2 separate regions of the Homo sapiens genome follow, and region 2 is linked to region 1. A link is an interaction called in ENCODE POLR2A ChIA-PET data of the cell type or tissue named here. Cell type or tissue: Panc1. All regions are shown on one strand.

What was found. ChIA-PET counts read pairs that join two places held together with the same protein. Peaks named below come from ENCODE experiments on the same cell type or tissue, not always from the same donor. Only the 100,000 strongest peaks of a DNase experiment are listed, where the experiment ranks them.
Region 2: POLR2A ChIA-PET joins it to region 1 with 12 read pairs; 2 of 35 experiments call an interaction of 5 or more read pairs at or near these places.

Annotation. Positions count from the first base shown.
Region 1 is chr14:73,625,662-73,628,161 of GRCh38, reverse strand. It overlaps a transcript of HEATR4 not described here. Among named protein-coding and RNA genes, the nearest start is that of ACOT6, 14 kb to the right of the region's middle. In Panc1, no CTCF peak of the experiment used is centred here; no DNase peak of the experiment used is centred here.
Region 2 is chr14:73,832,032-73,834,531 of GRCh38, reverse strand. No RefSeq gene overlaps it. Among named protein-coding and RNA genes, the nearest start is that of LINC02274, 3.1 kb to the right of the region's middle. In Panc1, no CTCF peak of the experiment used is centred here; no DNase peak of the experiment used is centred here; H3K27ac peaks cover 2,500 bases.

The sequences.
Region 1 (2,500 bases):
TTCAGTATGGGGGCTGGTCACCAGAAACACCAAGGCAGGATTAAAGAATTGAAAGCCAGACACAGTGGCTCACGCCTGTAATCCCAGCACTTTGGGAGGCCAAGGCGGGCAGATCACTTGAGGTCAGGAGTTCGAGACTAGCCTGGCTAACATAGCAAGACTCCGTCTCTACTAAAAATATAAAAATTAGCCAGGCTTGGTGGCACCCACCTGTAATCCCAGCTACTCAGGAGGCTGAGGCAGGAGAATCACTTGAATCCAGGAGACGGAAGTTGCAGTGAACAACACTGCCCTCCAGCCTAGGCAACAGAGAGTAAGATTCCGTCTCAAAAAAAAAAAAAATTGTTGGGACTTTCAGCCCCACTGTAAACCTACCAAACCTGGGGAGGAGGGAAAGCGTTAGGGTTAAGCTGATCACCAATGGGCAATGATTTAATCAATCGTGCCTAGATGATGAGGCTTCCATAAAAACCCAGAAATGGGTTCAGAGATCTTCTGGATAGCTGAACACATGGAGGTTCCTGGAGAGTGACATGCCCGGGAGGACATGGAAGCTCTGTGTCTTTTCTCCCTATACATCTCCTTATCGGTGTCACTTGTAATATCCTTTATAGTAAACCAGTAAGTGGAAGTAAGTGTTTCCCAAGTTCTGTGAGTCACTCCAGCAAATCAAACCCAACAAGGAGGTCATTGGAACCCCAACGTGAAGCCAGTTAGTCAGAAGTTCTGAAAACCTAGACTTAAGACTGGTGGGAAGAGACTGGTCTTGTGGGACCTACTCCTCAACCTGTGGGATCTGATGTTATTTCCAGGTAGACTGTGTCAGAGTTGAATTGGAGGACACCCAGCTGGTGTCTGCTGCAGAACTGTTTGCCTGCCTGGTGTGTGGGGAGAAACCTCCCACATTTGGTCACAGAAGTATTCTGTGTTGATTGTTGCGTTGAGTGAGAGAATTGCACCAGGGATAGACTTCTCCTTACTAACTATGAAAGTCCTAGATGACTGGGACTTTCACAGCTAGTGAGGAGAAGTCTATGCCTGGTGCAGTTCTCCCAATAAAAGGCTGTTTTGGCTGGGCATGGTGGCTCACACCTGTAATCCCAGCACTTCAGGAGGCCGAGGCGGGTGGATCACCTGAGGTCAGGAGTTTGAGACCAGCCTGACCAACTTGGCTAAACCCTGTCTCTACTAAAAATACAAAAATTAGTGGGGTGTGGTGGCGCATACCTGTAATCCCAGCTACCTAGGGGGCTAAGGCAGGAGAATCACTTGGAGGCAGAGGTTGCCGTGAGCTGAGATCGTACCATTGCACTCTAGCCTGGGCAACAATAGCAAAACTCTGTCTCAAAAAAAAAAAAAAAAAAAAAAAAAAGGCTGTTTGTCTGTTGTTTAGTGGTTTAGTGTAGCCACCTTCATCAGTTATCTCAGCTAGGTCTTCTGGATAACTTGCTGCAGCTTCTACATCAGAGTTTGCTGCTTCACCTTGAACTTTTTTTTTTTAAGACAGGGTCTCACTATGTTGCCCAGGCTGGTTTTGAACCTCTGGGCTCAAGTGATCCTTCTTCCTCAGCCTCCAGAGTAGCTGTGACTACAGGCATGAACCATCACACCTGGCAAACTTGCACTTTAACATTATGGAGATGGCTTCTTTCCTTAAATTTAATAAGCCAACATATGCTAGCTTTAAACTTTTCTACTGCAGCTTCCTAACTTCTCCCAGCCTTCATAGAATTGAAGAGAATTAGGGCCTTGCTCTGGATTGGGCTTTAGCTTAAGCTTGTCCACCCTACAGCTTGTGAACTCCATGCAGCCCAGGATGGCTTTGAATGTGGCCCAACACAAAATTGTAAACTTTTTTAAAACATTATGAGATTTTTTTTGCGATTTTCTTAAAGCTCATCAGCTATTATTAGCGTTGTTGTATATTATGTGTGACCCAAGACAATTCTTCTTCTTCCAATGTGGCCTAGGAAAACCAAAAGATTGGACACCCCTGCTGTTTAGCTTAAGGGAATGTTGTGGCTAGTTTGATCTTCTATCCAGACCACTAAAACTTTCTCCAAATCAGCCATAAGGATGTTTTACTGTGTTCACTTAAGTAGGACTTTTAATTGCCTTCAAGAACTTTTCCTTTGCACTCACAACTTGGCTAACTGCTTAGGGGAAGAGGCCTGGCTTTCAGCCTATCTTGGCTTTCTCTATGCTTCATCATTTCTAGCTTTTGATTTAAAGTGAGAGACCCGAGACTCTTCCTTTCACTTGAACACTTAGAGGCCATTGTAGGGTTATTAACTGGCATAATTCCAATATTGTTTTGTCTCAGGGAATAGGGAGGCCTGAGGAGAGGGAAACAGATGGGAAAGGCCAGTTGGTGGAGCAGTCAGAACACACACAACATTTATTAAGTTCACCATCTTATGTGGGTGCAGTTCTGGGAGCCCCAAAACAATTACAGTAGTAACATCAAAGATCACCGTAACAGATATAATAATAATGAAAA
Region 2 (2,500 bases), 210 kb before region 1:
TGTTTAAATCTTTCTTCAGTTCCCCAAAGGCTCCAGCGCCCCTGTGGGTGCGTGCCCCCAAGTCCCAACCCCAAGTCCGCACTGGTCCACAAATGTTGGAGTCTCAATGACTCACAAACCAAGAGTTTCCTCAAGAGGTTGGGGTTGGGGAAAGAATGGGATTGGGAGGGAACAGGGAGAAACTGACTAATTATACCTCAAAAATTATTGTCCCTGTCATATGCAAAAATTAATTGTTTAAATGATCATAAATTCAGGATCCACCACTCCCTCCTTACCAGCCAAGCCTCCTCTCAGGGAGAATTAGCATAGGATAATAGGAACGGACTATTAGAAACAACTCAGTTACCCCTCACTTCCTGCTGGGAGCCAGTCCCTTATTCAGATAGGTATTTTAGGCAGGGTTGCTAATGACCTCCAAGCCCATTAGTGACATTCTTTATGTTTGCTTCACATGCTGATGCAGGTGATGTGACTGCCCCTGGCAAGATGGGAACTCCTCTCTCTGCCCTGGCACAGCTGCCTTAATGTTCTTAGGTAGCCTCTACTATTGTGTTCTAGACTTAAAATCCAGGCTAGTAAAAAGGGCGTCAGAAATTGGCCGACCATGCAGTCCTTTCCTATTTTGTTCTTTTCTGCACTGATGTATAAGTAAAAGTTTACGTGGTTGACACAGCGCCCAAACTCCATTTTCTTTGCTAATGGAAGAGAGTAGAGGGGAAGAAAACACAAAACAGGCTCTGTGTGCACAGCACACACACTGTCATTCTCACAGGGGCCTCCCTGGCTTCCTGGGCAGCTTGCCTCTTGAGGGGAGAGCAGGGCCCCTGGTCGTGGTGCCAGGAATTCCTAGTTGCGTCAGAAAGGGCAACCGCTGCCCATGAAGGCTGAGCAAATTCCCCGAGGCACCCAAACAGTGGGCAAAGGAATTCAGAGGTGGTGGGCCCCTGCTGCCTCCACCCCTCCTACTTATAAAAACACAGGCAACAAGCCATCAAAAAGACACTTTCAACCAGCAAAGCCCTAATATCCAAAATGCATACTCCAATGAATCAATATGAAAAAAAAAAGCAACCCACTAGAAAAAAATAGACACTTCACAAAAGAGGAAAAATATATTTAAAAGACGCTCAACTTCATTAATTAGCAGGAAAATGCAACTTAAAACAACAATAAGATGTCTTTATGCCTGATGATATCAAATGATGAAGAGGATGTGTAACAATGGGAACTCATACATGGCTGGGGAGGGAATACATTGGATTCAGTCACTTGGAAAACTATTTGGCAGTATCTAGCACAGTTGATTATTCACAGATGCTATGTGCCATTTGTCCCAAAAACCTGACCACTTCTCTTCCAGGTCTCCCAGAACCTTATCTGGATTAGCTATACAAACAAATGAGGTCTGGATTGAGGAGCTGGCATTCCTTTCCTTCCTTCCTTTCTTCTCTCCCTCCTTCTTTCTCCCTTTTCTTCCTTACTTTCTTTCTTTTTACCTTTTGCCTTCCCTCCTCTTCTTTCTTCCTTTATTTTTGCTTTTCAAAATAGTAAAATACAACATACATATAGAAAAATACATATAGAAAAATGCATAGAAAACTTTGAGCACTTTGGGAGGCCTAGCTGGGTGGATCACCTGAGGTCAGGAGTTTGAGACCAGCCTGGCCAACATGGTGAAACCCTGTCTCTACTAAAAATACAAAAAAGTTAGCCAGGCATGGTGGTGCACACCTGTAGTCCCAGCTACTCGGGAGGCTGAGGCAGGAGAATTGCTTGAACCCTGGAGACAGAGGTTGCGTGAGCTGAGATGGAGCTACTGCACTCAAGCCTGGGTGACAGAGCGAGACTCTGTCTCAAAAAAAAAGAGAAAAAAGAAAAACGAATAGAATATCTTTGGACAGTTTAAAAAATAATTACAAAGCAGCCCCCTGTGTAACCAACACTCAAGTCAAGAAATAATAATGGCCAAACATGGTGGCTTATACCTGTAATCCCAGCACAATGGGAAGCTGAGGCCAGAGGACTGCTTGAGCCCAGAAGTTCAAGACTGGGCAACAAAGTGATGTCCCGTCTCTATGAAAAATTTTAAAATTAGCTGGGCATGGTGGCACGTGCCTATAGTCCTAGCTACTTGGGGGGCTAAGGTGAGAGGATCACTTGAGCCCAGAAGGTTGAGGCTACAATGACTTGTGATTGTGCCATTGCACGCAAGCCTGGGTAACAGAGCAAGACTCTGTCTCAAAAATAAAATAAAATAAAATAAAATAAATAGTAATAATCAGCACCCAAGAAGTTCCCTGTGCATCCCCTGAGTGATCACAACCATCTCCCTCCTATCAGAATTACTATTATACTAACTTTCATGATGTTAATTCCTTCTTGTTCTTTATAATCTACCACCTGTATTTGAATTTTATATGTGTGGATTCCCACTGTGCACATTCTTCTGTATCATGCTTCTTTCCCTCAATGTTATGTTTGTGGGATTCAAACAACT